Regions from separate parts of the Homo sapiens genome. Here all the other regions are linked to region 1. The links are chromatin contacts, found by Hi-C or POLR2A ChIA-PET in ENCODE. All regions are on one chromosome and are shown on one strand. Each heading gives the region's core, a stretch centred on a gene start or an enhancer-like site at or near the end of the contact. The rest is flanking DNA. Distances are from core to core; before and after follow the strand shown. Region 1 holds the start of ABI2 (abl interactor 2). Region 2 overlaps CARF (calcium responsive transcription factor). Region 3 has its middle 32 kb from the start of CD28. Region 4 holds the start of NBEAL1 (neurobeachin like 1).

The links. Hi-C counts contacts between places; a loop is a spot of excess contacts on that map. ChIA-PET counts read pairs that join two places held with the same protein, here RNA polymerase II (POLR2A). Pooled maps may share reads with other maps.
Region 2: a loop to region 1 is called in a pooled map, with 4 times the contacts of the local background. The contact joins the enhancer-like site here to the promoter of ABI2 in region 1. A Hi-C loop is called at or near these places in 2 of 50 pooled maps. POLR2A ChIA-PET finds 5 or more read pairs at or near these places in 2 of 52 experiments (GM10248 and H1).
Region 3: a loop to region 1 is called in a pooled map, with 5 times the contacts of the local background. The contact joins the enhancer-like site here to the promoter of ABI2 in region 1. A Hi-C loop is called at or near these places in 2 of 168 maps with a recorded cell type or tissue (chondrocyte and endothelial cell of umbilical vein), 1 of 37 single-sample maps with no recorded cell type and 4 of 50 pooled maps.
Region 4: a map of dorsolateral prefrontal cortex shows a loop between it and region 1 (3-fold over the local background). The contact joins the promoter of NBEAL1 here to the promoter of ABI2 in region 1. A Hi-C loop is called at or near these places in 6 of 168 maps with a recorded cell type or tissue (B cell, dorsolateral prefrontal cortex, naive thymus-derived CD4-positive, alpha-beta T cell and 1 more), 7 of 37 single-sample maps with no recorded cell type and 18 of 50 pooled maps. POLR2A ChIA-PET finds 5 or more read pairs at or near these places in 2 of 52 experiments (WTC11 and activated T-cell).

Annotation. Positions count from the first base shown.
Region 1 is chr2:203,326,686-203,330,519 of GRCh38, reverse strand. It overlaps ABI2 (abl interactor 2), which reads right to left and starts at 2,126. Exons shown (of 12, transcript NM_001375670.1): 1 at 1,889-2,126. The coding sequence starts at 2,005. RefSeq lists silencers at 1,558-1,907, 2,184-2,371, 2,128-2,467 and an enhancer at 2,269-3,239.
Region 2 is chr2:202,964,083-202,967,916 of GRCh38, reverse strand. CARF (calcium responsive transcription factor) reads right to left here. Exons shown (of 17, transcript NM_024744.17): 10 at 819-939. Among named protein-coding and RNA genes, the nearest start is that of NBEAL1, 49 kb to the left of the region's middle. RefSeq lists an enhancer at 1,804-1,853. Within about 2 kb of position 1,961, at least 2 of the 41 ENCODE cell types and tissues checked have a DNase peak (open chromatin) inside an H3K27ac peak, as active enhancers do.
Region 3 is chr2:203,672,266-203,676,099 of GRCh38, reverse strand. It overlaps the pseudogene LOC100287498. Among named protein-coding and RNA genes, the nearest start is that of CD28, 32 kb to the left of the region's middle. Within about 2 kb of position 2,004, at least 4 of the 41 ENCODE cell types and tissues checked have a DNase peak (open chromatin) inside an H3K27ac peak, as active enhancers do.
Region 4 is chr2:203,012,879-203,016,712 of GRCh38, reverse strand. It overlaps NBEAL1 (neurobeachin like 1), which reads right to left and starts at 1,838. Exons shown (of 56, transcript NM_001378026.1): 1 at 1,731-1,838; 2 at 278-557. The coding sequence starts at 328. RefSeq lists a silencer at 1,737-1,966 and an enhancer at 1,605-2,158.

The DNA of each region.
Region 1 (3,834 bases), core at 877-3,376:
ATTTCCTCCAAGATCAGCCTCTCCTACTAGGTATGTACCATCCACCCCTCACACAGTTCTAGGCCATAAAAGACTTTCAATTTTAGCGAAAAATTGAGCAAGTGAATCTTTTTTTTTTTTTTTTTTTGATATGTAGTCTCACTCTTATCGCCCAGGCCTGAACCTCTGAATCTTTTCTACCCCACTTGTATCAGCAAAGTACATTACAAGTGGACATTTGTATTTTTTTGTATTAATCTTGCCTACATTCCTTTCCTAGTAGCCATAGTCAACTGCCTCTTTCGAAGGAACAGGTTTATACAGTGGTTCGGGTCATTCTCAAATACAAATGTTGTCTACAAGATAACAGTATGTCTAATCAAACAAAATCTCACTTCCGCGATCAACAATGTGGCCATTACAAAATTTATGAACCTATAAAATTGTAACACCTGTTTTTTAAAATTTACACTAAGACATGAAAATGCTTTCCTATATAGCTAATGTTAAGAAAGGTGCCTCACGCCTATAATCCCAGCACTTTGGGAGGCCGAGGTGGGTGGATGACTTGAAGTCAGGAGTTCGAGACCAGTCTGGTCAACATGGTGAAACCCCATCTTTACTAAAAATACAAAAATTAGCCGGCTGTGGTGGCGGGCGCCTGTAGTCCCAGCTACTCGGGAAGCTGAAGCATGAGAATTGCTCAAACCTAGGAGGCCGAGGTTTCAGTGAGCCGAGATCGCGCCACTGCACTCCAACCTGGACTACAGAACGAGGTTGTGTCTCAAAAAGAAAAGAAAAAAGAAGGATCCCTGGAGAGATGGAGGTGGGAGCAAGAAAAAAGGAAAAAAAAAAAGACTGTGAAGAAACAGTTTAACATATTGCTTCCATTTCCATCTTTATCCCAAGAGAATTTAAACGGGAAAGAAAAAAAATGGAGGCAGAACCCATAATTCAAAATAACCATAAAAAAAAAAGCAAAAGATTTTAGATTTTGCAAACTGTGCCTTTTAACCTGCTATCCTTTCAAGTAATTTTTAAAGAAGGATTTTTTTAATCCACAGAATATTTTGCTTCATCCAGGAGCAGCTGGATCTCATACCATCCGGTATCCCCCGCCTCCATACACACGCCCCTACCACTATCAGCCCTTGAGCCAAACGATCCATCACGGTAAAAAAAAAAAAAAAAAAAAAAAATTAAACCAGGAGGTTCATCTTCCCAATTCTCTCTAAGAAACAGTCATAGTCTGTCCTCCTCCCACCCCCAGGAAAACTGCCTATTCTAACAGAACTAGGAGGGAGGGGGGAATCAGCTCATCATCCTTCTCCATAGGGAAAAAAATGGCATTAACTTCCAACAAGAAACTGCTGCTCTTCTACCGTATCCCCTTTAGAACATAAAATATTAAGAAAGGGTTTCTGAAGCATTCACAGGAACAGAAAACTGAAGCCTGAAGCACTTCACTCTGCAGCAAGATAACCCCTTAAAAATCATCCAGAATTTGGGGGATGGAGGTAACCCGTCAACACCCGCGACACCCCTACCCTAAGGTGGGGAGCAGGATTCCGTCAAACAGAAAATGCCACTCTCCGCCCCCTCCGCCATCCGGAACGCTGACCGGCGCGGAGTGCGGGGGCGGCCGAGGGCGGGAGCGGCGAGGAGGCGGGACGCGACACACGCACCACGCCGAGAACTGCTTCACCGCTTTTTTAAAGGTTTTTAAAATGCAGTTTCTCCAGCCGGAGAATTCCCACCCATTCACCAGCCCCAGCCCTCACCCAGCTCCCCACCCCCATCGGGGGCTCCGCTGGGCCGTGTCCCCGAGGCGGCCTCGGCCCCACGCCCCGAGGCGCGCGGCCCCCGGCGGGGGGGTCCCCGACGCGGCCCAGCTGGGGATGCTTCGCACCTGTATGTAGTTGTTCTCGCAGTAATCGGCCACCCGTTCCAGATTTGTGTAGCTGTCGAAGAGGGCCCGGCGGCCCCCCGGGATTTCCTCTTCCAGCAGCATCTGCAGCTCCGCCATCTTCACATCCTCCTCCTCCTCCTCCTCATACAGGTCGCAGAGGGAGCGGCGGCCGCAGCGCCAAGGAAACCCAGGACCGGGAGAGGAGGAGCGGCGGCGACGGCGGCGGTAACTCGGAAGGAGCGAGAAACAGCCCCAGCGCGCGACAGGGGAGGGGGCGACGGGGGCGGGGCGCGAGCCGACGGACTCCGAGGACGGTCACCGCGGCGACGGCCGGCCGGGCGCGCGCACGCGCGCTCCCTTCCCTCCGCCCCCGGGAGCCCGAAAAAGATTCCCACCCTCGCCCGCGCCGCCGGCCCCTCCCCCACTTCCGGCGTCTCCTAGCGACGGCGGGGGTAGGGGCCGGGATGCGCGCGGGAGTTGGTGGTGCAGTTAACCCTTCCGCCGCCCGCCCGCCGCTGGAGCGGCTGGAGAAGCCCCCACCTCCCGGCGGCCTTTGTTAGCCCGGCGGGAACACACCACCCTGCTCAGCTGGCTTCCTGCCGGCTCCCTCCGGGACTCATCTCGGCTCCGTCCCCATGGAGGTCATCGGCCTAGGGAACTTCTCGAGGCTTTTCTCCCTCTGCTGCTGACGGGAGGCCGAAGGAGGGCACAGCCTCCACTCTTGGGACCCTCCTCTGTGAAAGATCACACCTCAACAGGGCAGGAATAAAACTTCCACGCAGCTTTCAATGCCACCTGACTTCATTTTTCTCAGATTTGACCTCATCCTCTTTGTTGCAGTGAATTGCAGTTTCCTAACCCCAGCTTTCCTGCGCCCCTGCCTCTTTGCACTTCCCCACTAACGCTGTTCTCCCCTGCCAGATTAGCCCCTTTCTCTCCTGGTTTGCGGTGCCGTGGGCCTCAGCTTTTTATGTTTGCCATTTCTATGATTCGCTTCCTCACTCATAACCTTTTCTGTCATTTCTCTAATGCTATCAACTTCGCTGTCCTTTTTCCTATTCATGGATTCAGTATTTAAAATTTTGAAAACGATTTTGCTAGTAGTAATTGCCTTCTTCACAGGGCTGTTACATAGATAAAATCAACGTTTATTGTGAAAATACCTTGAAAAAACATTAAGTGCTACAAAAATTCAAGGCAGATAATTTTCCTCTTGCAGAGTTATAATTCTGTTTTTATTCTCCAGATACTGTGTCTTGTTTTCCTAAATCAGACTACCCCACACAATGTAATCTGGAAAAACTAAAACTCCTGACCATTGCTGAGATATGAAGCCATGACCTTTATTTGTGCTGTGGAAAATCAAAGTTGATTCCAGGCAGTACCATCTTAGACTTGTGTAGTTAGAACAAGATCCATTGTTTCAACACTTTTCTTAATCTGGTGATCTCTTGGCCCTCCTACAGTGAATTTTTTTCATTCAGATGATGAGGAAACTTATACTTTCAAAAAAAAATCACTTTAGGACGGGCGCGGTGGTTCACGCCTGTAATCCCAGCACTTTGGGAGGCCGAGGCGGGCGGATCACGAGGTCAGGAGATCGAGACCATCCTGGCTAACACAGTGAAAACCCGTCTCTACTAAAAATAAAAATAAAAAAATTAGCTGGGCATGGTGGCGGGCGCCTGTAGTCCCAGCTACTCGGGAAGCTGAGGCAGAAGAATGGCGTCATCCTGGGAGAAGAGCTTGCAGTGAGCGGAGATCGTGCCACTGCACTCCAGCCTGGGCGACAGAGCGAGACTCCGTCTCAAAAAAAAAAAAAATCACTTTAATACCATATCATTACAAATATCTGGAGCAAACCCTAATGTTATATTGGCTTCATGATACATACATTAGCAGAATGTATGAGTTTTCACTGTGGAACCTAAATTAAAGGATATTGA
Region 2 (3,834 bases), core at 712-3,211, 360 kb after region 1:
CACATTTTTCATTCTTACCAAGAGCAATGACTACTCTGTAGTCCTAATCTATCTAAAACTTACTACATTGGTCTCATAATTTGCTGCTAAATTGATAAAATCGCTCTAAAAAGCAACTTTGCAATATTTGTCAACATTTTTAAAAGATACAGCCTTTGCCCTAGCAATTTCATTTCTAGGAATTTTTCCTACTGAAACACTTGTAGGAGTGCACAAATATGTACAATGTTAATAACTGCAGCTTTGTATAATACTAATAAGGAATACCTTTCACAGCTTACATGAATTAAATAATTCATCCATAAATGGAATATTATATGGCTATTAAAAAATAGTACTTTTATGTACATCTATGGAGTCAGCTTTGAGATACACTGAGAATGAAAAAAAGGAAAGTATGTCATTACATTCACACTAGTATGTAACATATCTGTGCAGCAGATAACCACAATAGGCATTCAGATTGAGAATAAATCTATGTGAATTCATATCAAGAAAAAAGGTACACTACTATGTAAGTTTAAGGAAAGAAAATATTAGTGAGCTTTACTGAGATTTTCAACAACATTTATAGGGGTAAAGAAGGAGATCTCTGTCTCTCTGCCTTTATATGCATCCATATACACAGAATATCTTTGGAAGATGACTCAAAAAACTAGTAAGAGTTGTTGCTTTAAAGACAGAACAAATGTGGGTAAGAGAAAACTTAGAATTCACTGTATACTTTTTGGTACTGTATAAACCTAATAAAAATATGTGTATTAGCTATTCAAAAATAAGTTCTTAATAGAAAACAAATAAAAGAAAATAAAGCTTACCGAGCTGGACAAGTGGCTTTGTAGAGCTGACAAGACCTGCTTTCCTGCTCACTGACTTTTTTTAACTGGAAACCTTTTCTTCTTGGCCCATACTGACACTCCATTACCACAGCTCTACTCCCTGTGGGCCAAAACCAACTATTGATATTAATTCAAGTGTCCATCTATTCTAGACACTAGATTAAAAGTAACTTGGTGGTGGCAATGTCAAAATCTTTCAAATATACAGCTTTAAGGAAAGAAAACATTAGTAAGTCTTACTTACATATACAAACATATAAATTTAAAAGTTTATTTTAAAATTTACCAAAGGTACCATAATTATGGTAAGAAAATTAGTGAATATCACATTTACTGAGTGTCTACTGGCATATAATTTTTTTTTTTTTGAGACGGAGTCTCACTCTGTCACCCAGGCTGGAGCACAGTGGCGCAATCTTGGCTCACTGCAACCTCCACCTCCTGGGTTCAAGCAGTTCTCCTGCCTCAGCCTCCCAAGTAGCTGGGACTATAGGCGTGTGCCACCACGCCAGGCTAATTTTTGTATTTTTAGTAGACAGAGTTTTGTCTTGTTGTCCAGGCTGGTTTTGAACTCCTAAACTCAAGTGAACCGCCTGCCTTGGCCTCCCAAAGGGCTGTGATTTAGAGGCATGAGCCACTGCATCCCACCTGACATATGGTTTTTATACCATTTTATAAATAGTGAGCAAATGTTACATTTGGTTAATAAATATTGGTATCATTTAAATTTTTATTTCCTTTTATAATTATTTTCTTGTTTTTATTTGGGCTGTTAATACAGCAGCCAGCCCTAAGATGGCCCCCAGTAATCCATGCCTTCTAGCATTCATGTCCTTGAGTAATCCCCTCCCCTTGAATATGGGCTAGACTTACTAACTTACGTTTAATAAATATGGCCAAAGTGGTAGGAAGTAATTTTTGATATTAGGCTGCAAAAAGACTGTAACTATCATTTGGGTACTCTCTCTTACTCTTGCTTGAATTGCTCTCTCTGGAGGTAATCATCTGCCAAGTGGTAAGGGAGCTCTGTGGAAAGGCCCACGTGGCAAGGAATAAGGCCTGCTGACAGCCACAAGAGTGAATCTGAAAGTAGACCCTCCCTCAGTCAAGTCATGAGACAACTGCAGCAGAACCACTTTGCTGAGTCACTCTTGGATTCCTGACTCACAGAAACTGTGAGATAATTAACGTTTGTCGTTTTCAGCCACTACGTTTGGGATAATTTGTTACACAGCAATAGATAATACAAATAAGTAGATGTGAAAATTATATAACTTAAGATTTTAAGTTGAATATCTTACACTACTGTAGGATACAACAAACTTTTAAAATATAAAATAAAAACACCAATTACTAATACAAATGTTAATAAAGCTGACATTAAAATATAAAAACTTCTGTTTAAAAGACACCATAAGTAAATATAAAAGTAATAGTGTGAGAAATAGCATTTTATAAGATATATAACATAGTAATTGCCCATGTAGAATTACTATGTAGACTACAAACAATCATAAATAATTAATAAACAACCACTCAGAAAAATGTGCAAAGGCTATGAATAGCCAAGTCAGAAAGAAAAAAAAGGTAGTAAATGAACAAAGAAAAAGATGTTCAACTTTAAGTAAACAGGGAAATGCAAATTAAAACAATAGTAAAATACTATTTCATACTCCTTGGAATGGCAAAAATAAAAACATTCCATAATACTCTATAAAAACTGAATCCACTGATCAATCTGAACACCACAAACAGAGAGACACATACAGATGGCAATAAGTACACAGCACACCGAGGAGGTATTCTTGCAAAAATCAAATCTGCATTTAATCAAGGCTCTAGACCTGTTTACAGAAAATACAAGAGATAAAGAACAAAAACTACATCACACAGATGGAATAAGCAAAACCCAGAATATGGCAAATATTACAGAACAAACTACCTAGAAGAGGAGAGAAATCTTCAAATGAAAAGAAGTTTAAGAGATTTATTAACTAAATGCAGTCTGTGGACCCTGTTTGGATTTGAATTTCAACAACCTTTGAGGAGAGGAAAAAAAACCTGTGAGGTAAGTGGGAAAATGTAAATGCTGAACATTTTATAACATTACAAAGTTACTGTTAATTTTCTTATTAAGTGTGATCACAGGATTCTCATATATGTATGTGTGTGTGTGTATATATATATATATATACACATATATGTATATATATATATAAGGAGTCCTTATCTTTTAGAGATATATACTTTAGTATACACCATATACTTTAGTAATTACAGATGGAATGATATATCTGAAATGTGCTATAAAACCATCTAGGGAATGAGGAAGTGTAAGGGGTATGAGACAAGATTGACCATATACTGATAGTTGTTGAAGCTGGAAGATAGATACCTAGAGTCATGGGGTTTCTTATATTATTATCTCTACTTTGATTCACATGTAAAAATTTCCATAATGTAAAGGTTTTTTAAGGCTTTAAAAAACCTTTTTAAGGTGTGGGCACAGTGGCTCATGCCTGTAATACCAGCACTTTGGGAGGCTGAAGTGGGCAGATTGCTTGAGTGTAGGAGTTTGAGACCAGCCGAGGCAACATGGCAAAACCTCATCTCTCCAAAAAAATACAAAAATTAGCTGAGCATGGTGGCATATACCTGTAGTCCCAGCTACTCATGAAGCTGAGGCAGGAGGATCTCTTGAGCCAAGGAGATTGAGATTGCAGTGAGCTGAGATCACACCACTGTACTCCAGCCTGGGTGACAGAGTGAGACCCCGACTCAAAAAAACAAACAAACAAACAAACAAAGATTTTTAAACATCTGGCAATGCTAAGTCATGAAGTAAAAGTGGGGAAATGAAATTTTCACACACTGCTGACAGGAGTGAAAATTGGTACAAGCTATCAAACCCTTATGTACAAATCTGAAATCCAAAAAGCTCAGAAAACGGTTTTTTCAGGACTCACTTGGCTGCGAAACCAGGCCTGAGCTGTGT
Region 3 (3,834 bases), core at 755-3,254, 350 kb before region 1:
TTTCCCTTTCCTGGTATATCCTCTCATACTCTTAATGTGCAGGAATAACACCCCTGATTATAGACGATGGTAATTAGAGCTCTAAAACTTCCGTGCAAAATTGGATTCTGACTTGCGTGATAGTTATCAGGATGACGAGAAAACAACTTTGGGGAAAATCAAAGTACCACTAATGATTAGCTGGTGTTTGCCCAAAAAATGGGTTTTGCTATTAACAGTTGGGCCAACCTAGGCAGCTAAAATACCTAGAATGAATGCAATTTATTTGCTTTTCCCTGTAGAAATTATGCATCTTGATTTTACAAACTCAATTACTGCAAGAAGCTAGAAGGGAAAAGAGGAAGCAAGCATAAGACACATTTCTTATAGGCATCCAAAAACTTGGCAAAACTTTAAATTTTCCTGCCATTTTCAACTCAAATCTTTTATTTCAGTATTTTTACCTACATTGTTTCTTTTGATAGAATTAGGAATCAAGTATTTGAGTGATTATTTATATAAAGTTTGTCTTCCTCCATCAGACTGTACACTCCACAAGAGCCAATGCCTTGTCTATTGTGCTCACCATTACATCCCCATGACAAACATGTGGCCTGTACATGGTAGACGCTCAATGCATTAGTGTTATTGAATAGACTGGATGGGAGATTCGGTTAGTTGTGCAATTAAAGAGATTGGATGGGAAGAATAGTTTGATATGACACTTTTCTCGATGCAAAATGATGCTGTGAAAACAACTGTTATTTTTATTCATTCATCTTGATTCCTTTATTTATTCATCCTAGAGCTATGTGGTGCCTGAACAAAGACTATTAAGACAGTCCCTGGCTTTTAGTGACTCATAGTCTACAGAGAGAGACAGACATAAACCAATAAGTCATAACACAGTGAGAGATGAGAAATAATAAATATCAAGTCAAAGGAGAGAGAAAAATAGCAATCCAATTGTCTCTTGTTGAAATCAGAGTTGTATCTCAGGCAGGCAACCGTCTAAAGTAGAAAAAAATAAAGGACTTAGAACTGAATTTTTGTTTGGTTTTGCTTTGTAATGGGATCATTGAAAATGAAGCCAAACTAAACTGGGGGCTTTGTCCATCTAACTCTATTCAGGTCTTTGTTTAAATATAACTCCTTCAGAGAAATCTCCTCTGATCCCTTGCTGCACACACCCGCTGGGTTAGGTCCCCTCCATGCCCTTTCACTTGACTGAGAAGTCCATAAGGCCAAAGAACATGTTTGTCTAGTCCGCTAACTATTGTATCTCCAGAGACTAGAACTGTCTCTGGCACTTAGTAGGTGCTCAATAAATGTTTAATGAATAAAGTTTCCCTTGCAATGTATTTACTTTTCTTTTTTCAAACCAATTTATCTCACTTTTCCACTCTACAAACAGAAAAAAAACTTCTCCTCTCCAAATAATCTTCTTTGCCTTTTCCTTCAAGATGACTATTTTTCTAATGTTTCAAGACATTATCATTCAATAACTGGAAGTAAATTACATTTTGTATATCTACATCCAGTAGGGAATTGGACCTGAAGAGATACCTGAGGCGTCTTCCTCCACCCCTGCCGAGCATCCTCAAAGACTAGGCCTGTTTGTAGACTCCCAGTTTTCCCATGGGGTTTCTCCACACCTCATATGCACAGTTTCCACAAGATTTGGGCTGAAGAAGGGAGACTTTCTCTTGGAGAGTGAAGTGTTCTCAAGGGAACAATGAAAAGTCAGCATTTACTATCTGTGCCCGAAATTAATTCTTACCCTTTGCTTTCAGGAAAGCGAGGAGGAGCAGCACAAAACCCCAGTTTAAGGCTTGATGTGCTTCAGATATTTAGAAACAGAAATTTAAGAAAGACCCTGAAAGAGCTTCCAGTCCTAAAGCAACAAGTTCTGAGGTCAATGGAGCCTGTGTCTGGTGCTTCCCCAGGCCATCTGGCAGCCAGAGAGAGATATTTTAAGTCATGGCAAGGCATGTGGCAACCTCAAAAACCACACCCTTTGAATGTCAGCCTCCTCCACCAACATGGGTTAAGTCTGACATGAGGCAAGAAATAAAGGCCAGGCCATGAGGACATCAGCCCCACTGAAATGCTGTTGACTTTCAAAAAAATATATGATTAGTACAAGTTTCTTATTCTTTTATTTACTAAATGTTCTGCTGAAAACTGGAAAAGTCAGTCAAATTTGGATGTTTCCAGATGTCCAGATGTGTCCTAGATACAGCCTAGATGTCAAGAAGAAACTTGAATTGATTTAAATATGGGGTATTTTTTTTCACTGTAGAAATATCTCTTCTGAATTATACACAGTCTTTCACATGACCTGGGAGGAAAAAATAAAATATAATTACTGAGGAGGGATATGGTTGATGCTCACAAATATTGGCTAAAAGTAGACATAGGACTAGAAAAGAAAAGTTTAAAAGTTTCTTTTAATAGTGTCCTTTTCTCACACACACACATTAAAATGATTACTAAAAGAAAATATGGGGACTTTTCAGCTGGGATGTCTTGTTTAGAGCGGGGATTGAGAGGTGAAGCCAGCAGGACTTCCTTGGTCGAGTGGGGACTTGGAGAACTTTCCTGTCTTACAAGAGGATTGTAAAACGCACCAATCAGCACTCTGTAGCTAGCAAGAGGATTGTAAAATGCACCAATCAGCACTCTGTACAACGCACCAGTCAGCGGTCTGTAAAATGCACCAATCAGCAGGATCCTAAAAGTAGCCAATCGCAGGGAGGATTGAAAAAAGGGCATTCTGATAGGATGAAAACAGAACATGGGAGGGGCCAATAAGGGAATGAAAGCTGGCAACCCCAGCCAGCAGCTGTAACCCACTCGGGTCCCATTCCACGCTGTGGAAGCTTTGTTCTTTCACTCTTCACAATAAACCTTGCAACCCTCAAAAAAAAAAAAAAAAAAAAAAAGGAAAGAAAAGAAAAAAGAAAAGAAAAGAAAACATGGGGACTTCGTAAAAGTGTATTAAATACATACTTGCTGTTTTCTTTGGAACAGATGTTACATCATTATGTACCAACTGTAACAACTGATGTAACTGAAATCTCCTGGAATTTCCTGTTGATTCTTATTTCATCTAGAAATAAGGATTTCTCTTTGTTTTTTTTTAGCTAAAATAATTCACCTTTAGGGGAGGAGTACCACCTTCTGAGGTCCCGAGTTGATGGCAGCAGACAGAACATCTCTGGATGACCTGGTTCTGGTACCAGTCCTGCTACATATTATTCACCAGAAAAATAGACCAAAGTTCTCACCATAAAAAAAAGAAAAAAGAAAAAAAGATAAGTATGTGAGGGAATTTATATGTCAATTATCCTGCTTTTGCCATTCCACAATGTATACATATATCAAAACATCATGTTGTACACCATCAATGTATACAATTTTTGTCAATTAATTAATTAATTGAACTAGATCAAAGAATTGCTCTAAGATTCTTCTTCTTGCCAGTGTCCCACAATTCTTCAGTGCCCCCACAATTATTTTGAAGACAAATCAGGGAAGGACTGGGTCAAGGGTCTGCCTAAATACACCGTGCAGCTAACTGTTCACTGGAGTTTTAGAGCTTGCTCTCAAAACTTATGAGCCAGATACTACTTAGCCCAGGGCCTGGTGGCTAGGCTGGTTCTCTCATTTCTAATCGAGGGCCTCTGTTGCAAACATGCTCTGCTAGATCCTCAGTTATACCAAGAAGCAGCCAAGCTTGATGCCCCTCTTTGTATTTATTGGAGCTGGAGGTCCTGGAGCAGCAGTGTATCTCTTGTGTCTGGCATTGTTCAATCCAGATGTTAGTTGGGACAGAAAGAATAACCCAGGGCC
Region 4 (3,834 bases), core at 589-3,088, 310 kb after region 1:
CTTAAGGGCATAATTTTACTTATATAATTTTAGGATCATTTGGGGATAAGTATCAAATAAAAGCCGCACCCTACAGTTTTTAACAGTATGCCAATATTGTATGTGTGTTCAAACCTGAAAAAGAGGAAAACAGAAAATCCTTTAAACGCTTTTAAGTTTGGGGTTATTCATTATGACTAAATACACTATTATCTATTAAATAAAGTGTTACTACTGCCAGTCACAAATTTTATAATAAAGTATTTTAAAACATAAAAATAAAAAGGAAAGCAATTACCTTTGTACAATAAAGCATCCAAAGTTCAAAGAGCCTCTCTCTGGATGCCATTCTGGCTTTCACTCTGGCACTTTAAGTTTTCCTTAAAAAAATTATGTTCAAGACTACAGCATGTCCATTTTATTTTCCAAGTTTTTCAGCCGTTCAGTAAAGCTCATAGCAGTAAAGAAAGCAAAAAGAAGTGAAACAAATGGACTGTCCTCTGGTTAAAAACAAAAAGGCAATTTCAGCAGTCACTCCAATATATCTTCATCAGTGGTAGTTGGGCAATTAAATAAATCTGTGAAAGAGAAAAACATCCACAGGTTAGAAAAAGAGGCCATACTAAAAAATCTAGACTTATCAAAAACTAAAGATGTATCTTCTTCACTTCCCACAAACAACCCGCTATACTTTCACATGGACTGATTAGATTTCATAGAAACTTGTGTTTCAGGAAAACATCACAGCTAACACAGTATGTCCACCATAGAATCCTCTAGGGCAGACAGACTCCTAGAGATGGGTACATGTTCATAACCAAGAATGCGTCCAGTGAGAATAAGGAGCAAGACTCCCTTCCCACTCATACCTTTTGTACAGATACAAGGAAAAGGCCCACATCTCAGACATTTCAAATACATCAAAGCTCTTAGAATGTTCTTGTTCTGGTCTCCTCTTCAAAGTTGTTGGGGCCAGGCGCGGTGGCTCACGCCTGTAATCCCAGCACTTTGGGAGGCCCAAGTGCGTGAATCACCTGAGGTCAGGAGTTCGAGACCAGCCTGGCCAACACAGTGAACCCCTGTCTCTACTAAAGAAATACAAAAAATTAGCCGGGCGTGGTGGCGGGCACCTGTAATCCCAGCTACTCAGGAGGCTGAGGCAGGAGAATTGCTTGAACCCGGGAGGCAGAGGCTGCAGTGAGCCCAGATCACGCCACTGCACTCCAGTCTGGGCGACAGAGCAAGACTCCGTCTGGGGTGGGGTGGGGGTGGAGTAGTTGGGACTGTTTGCTGTGTTGCAGGGCAGGGCGTGGGGGCGGGGGAGGAATTCCCAGTTCGTTTGTTCTAACAATCCTCGGAGAGTGGAAGTCCACCCGCCCACCTGGCCTCTCCACCTTTCCATCCAAGAGAAGTGGGCACGCACACACCGGCGAGGAACTTCCCAAAGAAGCATCCAAGTGTTTGGGGGAATCTTTTAATTTCCTCCTCACATCCCAAGACAACCCAAACAGAGGCAAACTTAAGGTGTGCCGAGCTGCCAAGAGAAGCTCTAGAACTGAGGAATGCGGACTCGGCGTCTCCCGACCGCGATCCCAGCCTGCACTACAGTATCGGAACACTCCCTGACAGCCTAGCCCACTCAAAGCCGCCCCTCACTCTGCAGCCCCTCCACCACCAAGCACCGGGGCCCTCCCATTTCTTGCCATGCCGCCCCCTCTTCCCAACGGCCCGCTCCCCATCACCGGGCTCACATTGTGTGCCGCGCGGCAGCCGCCGCCCGGCAGCCGTCTAACTGCTTCCCTCGACCCCTTCCCAAGGCGAAGCCCCGTGTCACCCCGCAGCCAGGCAGACGAGCGGGCGGGACATGGGGGCGGGGCGAGAGGCCGGGAGGAGCAGGGGGCGGGGCTGCCCCCTGGGCTAATCATTTCGGCCGCTGAGGATTTACCCAGCCGTTGGGCGGCAGCTGTTCAATGGTCGCGTAGGCTGGGGATGGGCGGGGTGACCTGAAGCCCCGCCCCAGCATACCTGCGCAGCCGCAGTCGACAGGCTCTGGCTGCCCATCCCTTGGCGGGCGCCGGCCGCGGCACTGAAACGAGCCTTCCCTCAGCTGGACATGGAGGAGGGCTGACGTGCTGACGTCTACGCCCGCCCCGCTTTTCGCTGATGGCGTCATTTCCGTGAGTCATCTGAGGGCGTGAGACCCTACGGTGTTAAAGGGGATTTTGTTTCACTTATTTGTAGAACCGGGATTGGTTCTGGGAATTTAGAGTAATGTAAAAAGACAAAACACACACAGACACCCCCCAAAAACTCCTCTTTTCCTTTTGTGCCTGCTTTCGTCGTCACCGAGTGTCATATCCAAAGGGCTTATTTTACCACCACTAAAGACTTCGAAAGGGTTTTTCTTTTTCAGAAAAGAAGCAAAAGGCTTTACTAACTATAGACAACTTTCAGAGAGATTTGGTTTTTGTATAAGGAAAGAAAAACGCGTAAGATAACTCACCTTTGTTAAACATTTCCACAACTTTTTATTGTGAAAGATTTCAAGTATATTCTAAAGTAAACTAGTATAACGAAACCCTGTATACCGTCACCCAACTTCAAAAATGATCAACTAATGTCCCATCTTGTTTCATTTGTAACAAGGATCCACAAATTGCCTGTGAAGAGCCAGAGACGAGGCGCAGTGGCTATCGCCTGTAATTCCAGAATTTTGGGAGGTCTAGGCGGGCGAATCCCTTGAACCCAGGAGATCAGCCTGGGCAACAGAATGAGACCCTGTCTCTGCAAAAGAAATTTTAATTAGCTTGGCGTGGTGGTGCACGCCTGTAGTTCCAGCTACTTAGAAGCTAAGGTGGGAGAATCGCTTGAACCTGGGAGTGAAGGTTGCAGTGAGCTCCGATGGCGCCACTGTACTCCAGCCTGGGCGACAGAGCGAGACACTGTCTCAAAAAATAAAAATAAAATAAAAAGAGCCAGACAATAAATGTTATAGGCTTTGCAGTCCATTCTGGTTGCAACTTGCTTAACGAAAATCAAAAGAACAATATTTTGAGATGTGAAAATTAGACGAAATTCAAATTCAAGTTTCAGTGTCCTAAAATTTTAGTGGAACACAACCATGCCCATTCCTTTAGTATTGCCTATAGCTGCTTTCACTCTACCATGGCAGAATTGAGAGTAGTTGCTTGCAAATTACACCTTCAATTTTTTATCCTGAAATTACATTTTACATTCAGCATTTCTCCTTGGTTGTCCATTAGGCATGTGAAATTTATATGTCAAAATTTTGGGGGGAAAATATGCTTTTCCTTTGGGATACCCTATTTTAGTACTTAGCAACTCTATTCTTGTACTTGCTCAGTACAAGAACCTAGGAAGTGTGCTTGCTGTCTTCCTCATGTACTTCACTTCCAATCTAATCTTTTCAGCTATATCTCCAAAATATACCTAACCATCTCTCCACACTTTCTTCCTTAAATGGATGGTGGTATAGTAGTAGTAACCACTATCTTTATTTCTTTTCCCTTTTTTTTTTTTAAATTAGAGGCAGGGGCTTCGTATGTCGCCCAGGCTGGTCTCGAACTCCTTGGCTCAAGGGAGCCTCCTGCCTCGGCCTTCTGAAGTGCTGGGACTCCAGGCGTCAGCCATTGCACCTAGCCGTGGCTACTGTCTTTAAAATGGTTTAAGTTATACAAAATACTTTCTAGTTTATTGTAATAGCCTTCCAACTTGTTTCCCTGACTCTGCCCGTGACTCTACCCCAAATCCGTGGATTATTCTCAACATAGCAAACACAGAGATCTTTTAACATGGAAGTAAGATGTCACTTCTCTGCTAAAAAGCCTCCAATGG